Regions from separate parts of the Homo sapiens genome. Here region 2 is linked to region 1. The links are chromatin loops, found by intact Hi-C in ENCODE. Cell type or tissue: ascending aorta. All regions are shown on one strand.

Region 1 (8,000 bases):
TTACATATGTTTATTGAGGAAGAATTGAAAGGAGCAGTGACAAAATTGGCAATGTTTTGTAGCAGTAAGGAGGGTCTGAAGTTATGTGGGGGACAAGGTCCAGCCATGGCGGAAGGGGGAGGTCCAAGCCATATTAATTGTTGAATACCCTTCCTAGAAGTAATGAACAAATCACTCCATCTCTGGCCATATTCTGAGGGACTTAGAGTTCCAGTTTGAGAAACACATTTATAGGAGTAGAGTTTGATTCATTAAATTTATTTTTAGAGAGAGTACTGATTTTTTTTCCCCAGATCCTCTCAATTACACTTGTAATATTTCTGTAGGGTAAAGATTCCCAAGCGATTACCCCTTGTGAAATAATTACATGAAACATTAAAAAAAACAAAAAGGAAAATATTCTGTAGAGCCTCTTACTAAAGAACTAACTAGTCTTTCAGCTGTGTACATCCGTCTCTCCATCTGTTTGTCTATCTATTTCTCATATATACATAACAATTGAAAAGTGCAGATTGATGGATGGGATTTTATATGTGTCACCACTTCATTTTTTAAATATGTGTCTGCTTTAACGGGGAACTATAAAAGAGAGTCAAGAAATTGCCCTGGGGGAGGGGAATTCAATCCACTGCCTCTTTTTTTCTTATCGCTAAAACCCTAAGCAGAGAGTATAATCACCTATTTCCCAAGGGCAGCCCTAAGCCCTTAAAACTCAGCTCTGTTTAGGGATTTAATAGAACTGGAAAAAAGAAATGCATGGGATCTGCTTCTAGGAGCAAACCAACAAAGAAAAATTTTCCCAAACGATATTAAATCTAAAGAATTTTTACGGTAACACAGTCCCCTCTCTCCCTCCCTATCTCTTGATTCAGTTAGAGCACAGCTCTTCCAGTCACTTCTTTATGACTCGTACGATCTTGGGGGGTGGCGTGGGGTGTCTGTGGATCACATCTTAGGCTCTGGGCCAGCCCGAGCATTTTTTTTTTCAACAACAGAGCAAGATGTAACTAGCATAAAGTGAGCAAGGTCATTTGGTTGTGGTTGCCATTTTATTTCATTCAAGCTGAGAGTAGACACACTCAGCTTCATTGTTAGGTTGGAGCCATAAAGATAGTGACATTTTTTTCAGTTACCTCTAAGCACCTTAGAATTTCTTCTGTTAAGATTTGCTGGAATTTTAGGTGAAAATATCTTGGTGTTATGCAACATGGCTTTTCTTTTTAAAAATATTAAAATAAAGGAAGTCAAGTTGCCTTTCTTTCCCAATAGATGGGGTCTTACCTTTGCTTAGGAAATATACCTTAAGCTCCCATCACACATATATACACACATGCACACACACATATGCGCTTTGTTTTTGATTGTTATTATTTTGGGGGGATGGAATATCACTCTGTCACCTAGGTTGGAGTGCAGTGGCACAATCTTGGCTCACTGTAACCTCCACCCCCCGGGTTGAAGTGATTCTCCTGCCTTAGCCTCCCGAGTAGCTGGGACCACAGGTGTGCGCCACCACGCCTGGCTAATTTTTGGATTTTTAGTAGAGATGGGGTTTCACCTCGTTGGCCAGGCTGGTCTCGAACTCCTGACCTCAGGTGATCCGCCTGCCTTGGCTTCCCAAAGTGCTGGGATTACAGGTGTGAGGCATCGTGTCTGGCCTGATTATTTTTAATATATATGAACGGAAGTTGGTTACATGAGTGCCTTGTTAGATAAATAAGAATCAAAGAAATACATTGAAGAGTATGGGAAAGGGCCGGGCGCAGTTGCTCATGCCTGTAATCCAAACACTTTGGGAGGCTGAAGCAGGCAGATCACTTGAGGTCAGGAGTTCTAAGACCAGCCTGGCCAACATGGTGAAACCCCGTCTCTACTAAAAAATAAAAAATAAATGTGCTGGACACAGTGGCAGGTACCTGTAATCTGTTGAGGCAGGGGACTCACTTGAGTCCATGAGGCAGAGGTTGCCGTGAGCCGAGATTGTGCCACTGCACTCCAGCCTGGGTAACAGAGCAAGACTCTGTCTCAAAAAATAAATAAATAAAATAAAAGTGTATGGGAAAGAAGATCAGTTTTGAAGGAAGTTTCTCCAGAAGACAAGAACCTGCCAATTACAGAAACTAAGGAAAAACTCCATTATATTACAATGATAAGTCTGGAGTGACAGGAGACCCCCATTCGGGTCCAGGCTTTAACTAACAGGATGACCTCGGGGCCAGTCATCCCTCCTTTGCTTCTTTATTTCCCCATCAGCAACCCACACGGGTTGGATTCCCTAGCATTTTGCTTGGCTGCATTATTCTTGTCGTACAGGATTCAGCTCAAATATCACCTCCTGGAGAGACCTGCCTGTCTACCCTAACTAGAGCAGACACACATGACTGATCTCCTTCTCTCGCGAAATCTCCCATCATGTTATCCCATTACAGAGGTTTTGTTTTCTTCATAATTTTTATCACTATCTGAATTATTTTGATTCTTTGTTTATTTGTGCATTTCACGTTGTTTCCTATATTCCGTTCAATGTAAGCTCTATGAGACCAAGAACCTGGGCAGTTTTATTCACCATAAGTATTCCAAGCCCTAGTGGTTCCTGGCACATTTTGTATTCACAATAAATATTTGTTAAGTCAATGACCAGATGAATGGCTTTTAAACTCAAGATAGTTTTTTTTTTGTTTTGTTATTTATTTATTTATTTATTTACTTTGACAGACTTTTGCTCTTGTTGCCCGGCTGGAGTGCAATTGTGCGATCTCGGCTCACTGCCTCAGCCTCCCGAGTAGCTGGGATTACAGGGGCCCATCACACCATACCTGGCTAATTTTTTGTATTTTTTCAGTAGAGACGGGGTTTCACCATGTTTGCCAGGCTGGTCTCGAACTCCTGACCTCGTGATCCACCCGCCTCGGCCCCCCAAAGTGCTGGGATTACAGGCATGAGCCACCGCACCCAGCCTAAACTCGAGATAGTTTTTAAGACTTTCAGCAAAGGGATATAAAAGAAAGAAGGAAGGGCATGCAATTGGACTCCAAGGTCTTAACCTCTTGTTTATGCATTTAAAACACACACACACACATACATGCACACACACACACACACACACACACACACGCTTTAGTGTGATTAAAAATAGAGTTCCAGTGCTACAACCATTTGAAAAGTACATGGACTAGATAATCTCTTAAAATTCTTCCCAGGTTTAAATTCTAAAGCCCAGTCTGCCATAAGAGGAAAATGTTGGTGCAAGGAAAAAGATGATGGAATAGGGTTACAGATGTTGAGTGCCTACTACATGTTGGGTCTTGTGTTGGGTCCTTGAACCACACAAGGACAGAGTTCTTGTTTAATGGAGTTTACATTTTAATGGGGGGGGGGCGGGGTAGACAGAGAGTAAACAAACAAAGGAACAAGAGAAATTTAACGGTGATACAATGCACAGCTCTTTGTTCCTTACTTCATATGGCTAATTGGAGATTGATTTGGGTTAATTAAAAGAAAGCAAATCTGGGAAACTCTGTGGAAGGTGATAACCATAAACAAATTTCTACCCACAGAGCTAGAAGAGGGGTTTCTGTGCCCGTGGCTGCTCCAAGCCTGGACATCTGCCTGCACAGTGGTCTTTTTGGCCCAGGCTGTGTGCTACTTTGGCCAGTCTGTGTGAAATGTTGATTCCGACATTTCCAGGGAAGAAGGTGGTCTTGTCAGCATCTTCTGTGCCTTGGAGCTATTGTGATCATTTTGTTAGAAATCATCAAGTTTTGAGAGTTAAAGAGAAACTGCTGAAAGGTACGGTTTGTGAAGGAGAATATTGTTCCTCTTTATAGAAACAGAAAAAAAAAAATGATCAGTGTCCCAAGGAGGTACAGGCATAAATCTAAGGAAGATAACTCGCATTTGTAATGGTCATAATAATAATATATGTACATGACCTACAGAGTCCTCACAGAAACCTTATGCTATCACTGAAAAAGATGGAGCTATCTGTAGTTTACAAATGTGAAACAGACTTGGAGAAGTTGAGAAATGGTAATAATATCTTACTTTTGAATAGCAAATTTGCAGTTTATGGAGTGTGTTATTTCATTATTTCAGTTTAAACATCATTTCAGTTTCTTCTCTGGAGTATTACTACCCTCGTTTAAGAGACAGGTATGAGAGGCTCAAACTTGTCTGTGCTAACTCCACTAGTAAGCATCAGTCTACCCCTGGGGCTCCTGGACCTATGCAGGAGGCACAAAGCTGGCAAAGTTGAATAGCTAAACCCCAAATGTATAACTAAATTTGCAACTAGATGGGGACGTTGAATGTCTTCAGCTCCCAGACATACACCCACACATAATTTGAAGCAATGACTCCCCTAGAAAGAATGGCAATCATGAATGGAATGAGGATGTCAGACACCCAGGGCACACCAAGTCTAGAATAAGAGAGGCTGAAACAAGAGTCTTGTTTTTTCTTATTTAAATCCAATAATTTGTAAGAATACAAGGCAAGATGAGAAAACCTTTTAATGTATGAAAGCCCACAATTTGGTACCTGTATTTCTTGTGGGTCCAGTCAGCCAGCAAGTCTGAGGAGCGAGGGCTACAAGGTCATTATGAAGAGAAACTTGATCTTGAATTAAAGAAGTAGACTCTTCTCTGCCACCAAGATTGGTCTCTTAACTTTTTCTCCTTACCATTGCTTATTTCAGAATGAATATATTAGATGGAACTTTAGGGAGAGACCTGAAGCTCTTTGCTGAGAAGTGATTTTGAATCCATTCAGATTCAAGTAGGGAATAGGTTTTTTAAGCCGATGAATGTTTTCTCATTACCTGGAGAAAATGTGGGGACTCATAATCGGTGGGATTTTGCTTCAAGGTGAAGATGTGCCTTCTTATTTATTTTTGTATTTCCATGGCCTACAATAGTGTCAGACATCTATTACACAAGCATTCCATAAATGTGTGTTGAACTACCCTGTGGCAAGCATGAATTTTTAAGGGACAGCAGTTCTTTATATTTCTGTGGCTGAATGTATTGTACACCAAATGTGAAATACTGATCTTCAAGGCATCCTTTTGGTTCAACACATTAAAAAAAATAACATGTATTAAGCGTTTATCATGTTTGGCACTCTTCTAAGCGTTTTCTGAATGTTAACATATCTTTGCAATTATACTATGAAATAGGTACTATCTTATTCCCATTTGGCAAGTGAGGAAATTGACAAATTAGGTGAAGGAAGATGCCCAGGTCATGCAACCACAAGTGGTGGAGTCAGAATTTGAATACAGCAGGATGATGCCAGGGCCAAGGTTTCTAATCATGACTTCGCACCTCGTATAGGAGCAGATAATTACATAGGTATTATCAGACTCAACTTACACATGGTCCAGGCCTGAATTTTGAAGGCAAGTGCAACAAGACATTTGAAAGCCAATGACAATTAGAACTAACTGCTAATCTAAGCTGCAGATGAAATTCAGAATGAATGTCTAGGGGCCACAGATTACTCTTTGAGACTGTTGCCAGTCGTCTCTTTTCTAAGAGGTAGAAAGTGCTTGAACACGTAGAGCCTATGAGTGACACATGTTTTGACTGGCATTCCAGGGTAGCTTTCAGTAGCCACCTGGAGGGCTGTGTGGAGGATTCTAAGGCCATACCTACGCATGATGGGAAAGACAGCTGTGGTGGTTCATTGTCGACATCTGCCCTGCAGGCACAGAGAAGGCAGCATGGCTGACCGGTTTCTGAGATAGATTCTTCAGGGTTGAGGAATCCAAATCTGGAGCATAATCCATAGAGATTCCGGATGAATTGTTAATTCCCATGAAGGAATGCATCAGGACCAGATTATACTGTGAGTGGGCCTCAAATCTATTTATAGAATAAGTTTGGGTTTAAATAAGTTAATTCATTGTAAGTGCCTTGAAGACAGATAAGTTCCTTGAAGACACAAAAACCTCTTATCTCTGAGCATGCAGATGGGTTTTTTTTTTTTTCAGCATTTTGTAAAGGGCAATACAAACTCAGCTTCACTCCCTCGCCAACCTGCAACCAGATCGTTCTTCCTAAGCACCTCTTACATGGAAATTCTAAAGATACCATTACTGTGGTGAATATTCTGAGGGAAATTCTCTTTGGCTAGAAGGAGCAACAGAAACGTACAGATGTGTTTAAAAAAAATGGATACCCTAAACTTACGTGATCACTGGAACCTTCTTTGGGGAATCACATTTTTCTATAAGCTGCCTTTTAAAACATTTTAGCAAGTATGTCTTGAGATATTGTATCTAAGCCCCACCCTCAGCACTAGGAATGGAGTGGTGAATAAGATAAGTTCCATGGTCTCTTGGAGAGTGCTTTTTTTTTTTTTTAAACCAGTAGCCTCTTTTCATGCTAGAACATAAATGATCCAGCTTCTTGAGTTTGTGAGTTCCCTAAATTGAATACACAACTTTGTGCGATGGCATATATGCATTTTCAGTGTGGACGCATTCCACAGTTTCGTCAGATTCTCCAGGGGTTCCAAGGGCGAAAGAACCTGAAGCCTAGGCCTGTGGAGATGGGAAGACTCCACTAATACTAGGCACACTGTGATTCTCCACTCTACACAACAGCTAACTCTAGGACATCCGGCATTTCCTTTCTTTGTGTGTCTGTTCATTCTAGTTTCAGGAATCTGAAGAGAAAGCAAACGTAACTTTCTTCATGCCTAACATATTTCCTTTACGTTGGACTTTTGTTATCTATTTTGTTATCTATCTAGGCATTTTCTTGTTTCTTTTTTTTGAGACGGAGTCTCGCTCCGTGGCCCCCAGGGTGGAGTGCAGTGGCGCGATCTCGGCTCACTGCAAGCTCCGCCTTCCGGGTTCACGCCATTCTCCTGGCTCAGCCTCCCTAGGAGCTGGGAATACAGGCGCCCGCCACTACGCCCGGCTAATATTTTGTATTTTTAGTAGAGACGGGGTTTCACCGTGTTAGCCAGGATGGTCTGGATCTCCTGACCTCGTGATCCGCCCGCCTCCCAAAGTGCTGGGATTATAGGAATGAGCCACTGTGCCCCGCCCATTTTCTTCTTTTCTAAAAGGCAGTCAGTCCTCAGATAGCAGCTGAACTCTTTTCATTCTCTTTTGCAGTTCAGGTTTGAGCCCAGTCCAACAATTTTTTGCTTTATTTTTAAGTGACCTCTTACCATTTTCAGGCTTCCTCCCCTCTCACCTTGACCTCTAACTCCAAATTTATGTCTCCTTGTCATTGTGGGGAACTTCTTGGAGAAAAGGTTAAAGCTAAGTTGGAGCTCTGTCTCGGGCCTTTCATAGCAACACTGACTCTTATTATTAGCGGTGCACTCCAGGCTGCTAGAGTTCATATTTTGGCAGTAGACCATCAAACACCCTATTTTTAAGAGCCTTTAACTTCGTTGTAAACATGTGCTGTGACTGGGAGCTTATTTTCTTTACTCATATTTACCAAAAGCAATTTAGCTGTTGAAAAGTTGCTATAAGGAAAAAAACAACAACAACAACAACAAAAAACTCGGCCTTCAGGAACATTTTTCCACTCATATAACTCAAAACTGTTCATGATCTTTAAAAAAAATTGGCATTTAGTTGTTTGATGGTCCAGTCATATTGGTAATTTGAAGGGAAGAAGAAATGGAACTGCTAGGTCATTTTGCTATGACAAATGTCCATTAAACACATGTGGAGGGAATAGTGTTGGCCACACATATTTTATATGATTGACCAGAACAGAATGGCTCAAAGAAGGCAGTCTAGTATACTGAGTAAATCGTTTTGCCCTTAAAATCTCCTATATTTAGAACAAAAACCTTCTATAGACATACTTCCTGCACACTCTAAATTCTGTAGACTCTACTAGTCCCATTAGGAGAACAAATAATATCCCAAACGCCAAGCATCAGCTTGTACATGCACTGATGGATTATTGATGTCTGAGGACCTTGAAAAAGAATCTACAGAAATATGATAAAGGAAGGAATATCGCAAA
Region 2 (8,000 bases), 150 kb after region 1:
GTGAATTAGAGGCAACCTATATTTTGCATTCACAATAGGTAAGTTATAGAACTGAGGTTTAAGGCCAGGCGCTGTGGCTCATGCCTGTAATCCCAGCACTTTGGGAGGCAGAGGTGGGTGGATCATTTGAGGTCAGGAGTTTAAGACCAGCCTGACCAACATGGTGAAACCCCGTCTGTACTAAAAATACAATAAATAAATAAATAATAGCCAGGCATGGTGGCGGGTGCCTGTAGTTCCAGCTACTTGGGAGGCTGAGGCAGGAGAAAAGCTTGAACCCAGGAGGTGGAGGTTGCAGTGAGCCGAGATCACGCCACTGCACTCCATCCTGAGTGATGACAGGGTGACACTCCATCTAAAAAAAAACAAAACAAAACAAAAGAACTGAGATTTCAGAAAGTATTGCTACATGCATTAAGACACTGACTTTCCATGTCCTTGTTATGCTAAGGACAAATATTGCTAAAGTGGAGAAAGATGGTGGTAAACCCACGTCTTCTGATTTTTTAGACTGTATGACAAGGTCTGTGGTACCTCTATGGGTTTTTGCAGCCAGGGGCTACTACAGTGGTTTGCTTTGCACATCATACAAAAATTAATGCAACTAGACCCAGGGAGATTTTTGTTGGCTTGCATTTGAGATATGTTTTTAAAATTGCAGAACAAAGTTTAATTTGGTTTCCATTTCCCTTGATGAGGAATAGCATCTCTACTGCAAGAAAACCTGACACTCCTTTATTCTTGCAAGGATGGTAAAATTTTCTGGGTCACAAAATAAGCAGTAGAGGAAGAAATGAAGTTGCATGCAAGACTCCTAAAATAAATATTCCTTTGTGGTAATTATTAGAAGGCTTAGATTAAGAAGTCAGCCCCAGGAGTTTGGGCCATCCTTCCCTCTAGTTTTCCCCTTCCTGCTTTGCTTAACGTTGCTTGTGTAACATGCTAAGAAGGAGCTGCTTCGCACCATGTTTTCCAAAGTGCTCGGAAATGCTGAATGGCGATTATAAAACAATGCCTTAGGGTTTCTGCGCTCCAAGAATATTACTCTAGCCAAAGGCCAAGACAAGAAGATGTCCCTTAAAACAGATCCACTGTCAGAGGGAAATAGTGGCAAGAGATTTGAATGATCATAGGTGCCACAAGAGGCATTTATTGCAGGTTAACAATTGCACATGCTTCAGGCTTTGTGGGTATCCCACAAGTGTATGTCACAGTTGCTCTTCTCAAGGAGATTGTTTCACTTGGGCTTGTGGGTACTTAAGTAATAAAGTGAAATAAGTAGGCTGGGTGTGGGGTTCACACCTGTAATCCTAGCACTTTGGGAGGCCAAGGCGGGTGGATCACCTGAGGTCAGGAGTTCTAGACCAGCCTGACCAACATGGTGAAACCCCGTCTCTACTAAAAATACAAAAATTAGCTGGGCATGGCGGCGGGTGCCTGTAATCCAAGCTACTCAGGAGGCTGAGGCAGGAGAATTGCTTGAACCCAGGAGGCAGAGGTTGCAGTGACCCGAGACTGTGCCATTGCACTCGAGCCCGGGAGACAGAGCAATACTCCATCTCAAAATAAAATAAAATAAAGTGAAATAGGTAATGTCTAAATGTTGGCTGGAGAATTTCAGATGAGGGAAATCACCATAGATGGCAGTGTCCTGGGGGAGTGTTCACAGAGGATATGCGATTGGTAAGAACCTTCCAGGACAGAAAAGCAAGGCATCCCCTTAACAGGACTTCCTATTCATGCAGCCTTTAGATCTTATGTGACCTCATGACAACTGGCTGAGCCAGGAAGGGTTTTCCTTCTAGGGTATGAAGGAAAGGAGAGGCGAATTTGACCTGCCCCTCATGCCATGTGGAAGGACTGGGATGGGAGGACAGGCCATCTGCTCCCAAGATCAACTCCTCTGCCTTGACGATTCTGTTGCCGCCTTTTGTGAAGTCATTGCTGCTTAAATGTTTTCATCACCGTTTTACTCCACTCAGTGGTTAGCACATGGGGGATATGCCACAAGTGTTTCCTGCTGTCCCCTTGTCCTGAAGAGAAACAGGTGACAAAATGGCCATACTTCTGAAAAATAAAAGAGCAAAAACAATAGTACATATCTTTTGCCTCCTTCAGGAGAAGCAGTTCTAATCAGAATGTTATTGGAGTGAGGCAGGAGCTGGAGAAAGTGAGGAGTACATAATGATGTTGGGGGACAAGAGAGAAGAAACGAAGACAAAGAAGTCCCTGTCCTTACCTTCTCGACGCCCCTGTGGCCTCTGCCATCGCTGAGGGTCCACTTCCTTGCTTCCTGAAATTCTGTCTCCTGTGGCTTGCATGGCATTCAATGAGCTTGTGTACTTCCTCTTCCTCTTACGAGTTATTCTGCCCCTTTCATACTTCTTCCTGTACCCTCCTAGAGGTGGATGACCCATAAAGCTCAGTCTCAGCTCTTAGTGTCCTACCCGTTTCTTCCCCCAGAATTGCCATTTCTGTGTGGATGGTTCTGAAAATCTTAGTCTTTCCAGGATGGACCCGATTTCTGCCCTGAGCTCCAGGCCTTTATCTCCAGGACTTCCCAGGCCCCTCAAACTGAACCTGTTAAAGATGGAACTCTGTCCCACTGAAAATCAGCTCCTCCCTCTGGTTTCTTATTTACAAAACCATTTTGTTTAGAATGCTTTTTCTTCTTTCTTGCTTCCTGTCATGGTAGAAAGAGAAAAAATATACTCTACATTTGAGGCTCTTCCTTTGGTGGTGAAACATTTCCTCCAAGATATTTGTGGTTGATAGCTGTAGTCTTGTGTCCAAGTGCTCTGGGACACATCTCCCCGACAGCCCCTGGGTCCCAGAGCCCCTCTGTAAAAGGGAAAGAGGAGTAGTATGTTTGCATAGGCAAGAACCTGGCAAGAGATGGCTTGTAAATGCCAAAAACGATCATGATGGGGTGCAAGGAGGAGAACGATATTAGGAAGGAAGTAGAATCTTATCATCCATGGCAACTGGCAAAAAGGGTGCATGCCCATTTGAAAGGCACTTTGGCTCTGATTCAGTGTGTGGTGTTCTACATATCGAGAGGCTGGAAAACATATGAAAGAGAACTACTCATGTTTTTCCATCTGTACACATGTGTTCTGCTGGTGTTAAATTCTTGTTGGAAGAGTCTCTCATTCCATAATATACACACAGAAAAATATTCCCACCACTTAAAAAATTATTATTAAAACCAGCTGAGTAAATTCATAGAGCATTGTAGCAGGACAAGTGAAATGTAAACTCACATTCTCTGGGATTGTAAATGCCTTTAACACATATGCTACTTCATATGAAATTTATTCCACTACTCATATTGTGTTTTCATGTCATTGATTTCAAGGGCAACATTTCAGGACAAAAATGCATGGCTGCAGACACTGAATCTTACTCTAAATTCTGAAATGTAGCATTAGGCACAGAGCCCTCCTTCTCGCGTAAGAGGACGTGAACAGAAACCAATTTGAGAAAAGAAGCTGTTCTCTTGCTGCTATAACTTACCCAAATCTTGTAAAAGGAGCAGGCTTAGATTGCTTCAGAAATGAGCAAAGAAGCTACCTGAGAAGGAGACTCTCTGAACACCACCAGTCTGGCTCTGATGCACTTCATCAAGTGATGAATCCATATGCATTAAGATTTAGTATCCACTTTTGCTTTGCTGATGAGCCATAAGCTACCTTGTTGAGGGTTAATTAGAAATACTACTCAATTCTGACCACAGGGAGAATGGCCTGCAATGAGGTTTTAAGCATTCATGTATTCATTCAAAAAATATTTATTGAGCACCAACTATGTGATAAGCAGAGGTCTAAACTTTTTGGATACATAAGTGTACAAAAGAACCAAAAATTCCAGCCATATTTATCAGAATATACTGTGCTTTGTGTTTTAGTTGAATCAGGGCTTTGCCCAAGTGTCGCTCTCTACAAGGCACTGTGGGACAATATTGTTGGAATACCCAAGACATGGAAGGCATGGTCTCTGATATCAAAGTAGCAATTTCACCAAAGTTGTCAGATTTAGGGGTTAGCATCCCAGCCCTTGTGACACCAGCAGTGCTTCTTCTGAGGGACACTGCTGAGAATGGAGAAGGTGGCAGGCAAGGGCCTTCCACAGACGCCTCCCTCCCCTAAAGAATGCACAACCTCCTTTGCCCTTGCTTGCTTCCTGGGTTGCCTTTAACTGGACCCATATCCCTTGGCATCTGCCATTCATTATTTGGTTTCTACTATCACCCTGTCTCCAGCTCTGATTTGGCTCTTCATTACTGAACTTTGGCGTGTTGTTTATTCTCTCACTGGAGTTTAACTTTGGGTGGTACCTGTTTTCTGTTTCATTAGTCCCATGACTGCATTGACAACCAGAAGGAACACTGTCCTTTATCTGACATGTATTTACACATATTTTCACTAATATATTAAAAATGTATTTATTGAACACGAATCACATGCAAGCATTTTACTGGGGCCCTGGGAATAGAGATGCCCTCATTGGATTGCAGAGTGGAGTGGGAAGGTCGGAAAAATGAACCAATAATTAAATATAATATCTTGAACACAGAAGAGGAGCACCTACCCATACTGGATGGAGTCTTGAAACACGAGGGGAATAAGACAGAGAAGAACGCGCCCGGTCTTGGGGAGGTATAACACATATGCAATAAGGTGATGACATATCACCGTTAGATAATAATCGCAGACAATGAAGAGTGTGTATTCTTCTCAGCTCACATACAATCTGATAGCCCAGTTCACTCTTCCCTCCAATGGTTTTTACTCCATCCTCTTTCTGGTCCCACCATCAATTACCTTGGAGACAGTAGGAAATGAAAAAGAAAAGAGGTGGAGGTAAGAGAGAGGAAAGACAAGTGGGAACCCAGGGCTCAACTAGTCTGCACCTCCTCAACCAGTAGTTTAAAAAAAAAAAAAGTAGAGGCCAGGCACGTTGGCTCACGCCTGTAATCCCAGCACTTTGGGAGGCCGAGGCGGGCGGATCATTTGAGGTCAGGAGATCGAGACCATCCTGGCTAACATGGTGAAACCCAATCTCTGCTAAAAATACAAAAAATTAGACAGGTGTGGTGGCGGTCACCTGTAGTCCCAGCTACTCGGGAGGCTGAGGCAGGAGAATGGCGTGAACCCGGGAGGCGGAGCTTGCAGTGAGCCAAGATCACGCCACTGCACTCCAGCCTGGGCGACAGAGCAAGACTCCATCTCAAAACAAAAAAGTAGAATCTACACACAGAAGCCACCCTTCTCCCTCATCCTTTCTCTCCACAGCTTCCAGCCCCATGCATTAGCCAAGGCATTCTTCTGTCCTTTGCTGCCTGATAATCCACGCATCAAACATCTACCCCTTCTTTGTGAAGGAATAGAATCTACACTCTTCTTGCTTAGCTTCCTGTCAAAATGTAGTGTTCAAGGAATAATCGAGGTTCTTTGAGCTACCTTCAATTTTCTAAAAAGCTTATCAGAAAGCAAACTGTATCTGTGATAAGACTGAATAAACTCACTGAGAGGCCAATTTTCTGTGCTTTTCGCTGGTATGATAAAAATAATTACACTGGTACTCTGGTGAAGATGAGAAGCATGGATTAGCCATTATCTGTGTCTGATTAATTTTTAAATTCCATTAATTACTTATTAATGCAATTTGGAAGAAAAATCTTTCATCCCATGATATGGGCAGAGGAGGGAGAAATAATAAAAGGCTGGGATTCCCTTGTTTGTGAAAAGGTTGGAAAATACCACCCAAGTGGACATTGGAATGTAGAATGTGAGCACGATGCTGGGCAGGTGCACTGTAGCACATGATGTGCCCTGAACCAGTGGAAAGGGACCGTGTGATGCTGTGCATTCTCTGAACCTGTATCCTCTTGAAACCAACAAACAGAAGGCATTTTTGTTGTGGAGCCCTCTGTACAATGTACAGCAAAATAACTCAGAACCAGAGATGTTGCTCCATGTTAGGTAATACTAGAAGAATAAAGTTTTACTGGTCGGGCACGGTGGCCCACGCCTGCAATCCCAATACTTTGGGAGGCCGAGACGGGCAGATCACGAGGTCAAAAGATTGAGACCAACCTGGGCAACACGGGGAAACCCCGTCTCTACTAAAAATACAAAAATTATCTGGGCATGGTGGCACGCACCTGTAGTCCCAGCTACTCAGGAGGCTGAGGCAGGAGAATCGCTTGAACCTGGGAGGTAGAGGTTGCAGTGAGCTGAGATCACGCCACTGCATTCCAGCCTAGTGACAGAGCTAGACTCCATCTCAAAAAAAAAAAAAAGTTTACTTTCTTTTCTGTTTGTCTTTTCTTACCCCATTCTGCTGGCATAACAGAAATAGAGGTTAAGAATGGGAATTGGCTTTACAGAAAACCAGCCATGAACTCACTATTGCTAGTGCCTTTCAATTTGCGTCCCAGGACGTGACCAGGTTACTTCCTACAGATGACCTCAGCAGGACTTTTTTAGAAGGAGGAGCTCGAGCACCCACCTCCTGGGTTGCCCATCCCCAGGGCCTGGGAGCAGGAAAATGCAGCATTTGGAGAAAGTGCTAGATGGAACAGGTTTGCTGCAGGCAGAGCAGGAGGAAAGAGAATGGGTCTTTGTTTCAGGTGTGCTTTTTCATTCCTGTTACAGCTGAGTGCTGGATAAGGATGCACAGTGGAGCTGGCACTCTCTCTTCACTTTAAAAAATCCAGTTGTGTTGCTATTGATTGACATTTGGAAACTGAAGCTGAGGTTAATACAGAGTAAACTATTCTCTCTTATGAAGGGTTATTAACTCGTTCAGGCCTTCTGTCAGTGGTATGTAATTCCCTGCATGGGAGTCAGAACAACAAAGTTGGAAGGTTAAGAGAAACTTAACCCACCCATCGTAGAAAGAAGAGGCCAGAAAAGCAAAGTGGCCTGCTAAAAGTCACATCAGCAATTTATGGCAGATTAATAATAATAAATTAAGCCTACATGAAACTTATGGTGTAGTTCAAATCTGAATAGCACCACTAGGCACCCTAAATACCATTGCTGCGTTGCCAATTCTTGTGAAATAACCCAAGTGGATTACACAGAAACGTTTCTCAAATCCCCACACCAGCCAGCACAACTTTATGACTCATGTGTTTGTAGCTGATCTCAGCATAGTGAATTTTATGTACTTCATTTCCTCCCTGATGTTCTTCCATGGAAGGACCCTGAGGTTCACAGGGCACTATGCCATCTTGAACAGCAGGATTTCTCCAGTCCCTGTGCAGGGGACAGTGTGTCATTCTGGGACCCTCAATGAGGAAAGGCATCTAAGAGATCTCTCAAGGACTAGTATTTTTCAAAATGTGATCCAACAACCCTCCATCCACAGGGGGCTCATTAGAAATGCAGGTTCTGAGATCTATTCCAAAATTACCAAATCAGAAATGGAGCAGAAATATGAAAATTTAATGGGTTTCCTAGGAGATTTTAAAGCACACTAAAGCCTGAGAGCCACTGCCCTGGGCTGCCTGGACTTCATCTCTCCTCACCATTTTCATTCCTGGGAATGAGATGATATGGTCTTTGACTAGAGTTAGATAGGTAGATAGATAGATCTTACATTTAAATAATATCTATCTACTAATTCAGTCAGCTTTTATTGAAGGCTTTCTATTACTAGGCACCATAATGGAATTAATAAAGGTAGAACACCTACCATATTCTATACTGATTGCTTTCATAAATTAACTCCTTTGATCCTTACAACTTTATAGTTACTACTGTTATATTCATTCAACGGAGGAGCAAACCAAAGCACAGAGAGATTAAGAAAAATTTTCAAGATTAGAGAGCCTGTAAATGGCACAGAGTTTGAACCCAGGTAGTCAGCTCCAGAACCCATGAGCTTAACTACTATATGATATACTCTTCTCAAAGCTGGAGAGGAATAAGACTTGGTTATTGCAGCAACCCTCCCAGCCCCAACCGCAGGAGCTCACAGTCTCAGCAGGA

What was found. A loop is a pair of places that touch in the nucleus more often than their neighbours do. Peaks named below come from ENCODE experiments on the same cell type or tissue, not always from the same donor. Only the 100,000 strongest peaks of a DNase experiment are listed, where the experiment ranks them.
Region 2: a loop joins it to region 1, with 2.0 times the contacts of the local background. A loop is called at or near these places in 2 of 110 quality-filtered maps.

Annotation. Positions count from the first base shown.
Region 1 is chr11:96,321,473-96,329,472 of GRCh38, reverse strand. All of the region lies in intron 1 of MAML2 (mastermind like transcriptional coactivator 2), which reads left to right. Among named protein-coding and RNA genes, the nearest start is that of MIR1260B, 16 kb to the left of the region's middle. RefSeq lists an enhancer at 3,718-4,917. In ascending aorta, no CTCF peak of the experiment used is centred here; a DNase peak (open chromatin) is centred at 4,368; H3K4me3 peaks cover 748 bases; H3K27ac peaks cover 4,263 bases.
Region 2 is chr11:96,167,964-96,175,963 of GRCh38, reverse strand. All of the region lies in intron 1 of MAML2 (mastermind like transcriptional coactivator 2), which reads left to right. Among named protein-coding and RNA genes, the nearest start is that of MIR1260B, 170 kb to the left of the region's middle. In ascending aorta, no CTCF peak of the experiment used is centred here; a DNase peak (open chromatin) is centred at 7,123; H3K4me3 peaks cover 675 bases; H3K27ac peaks cover 2,156 bases.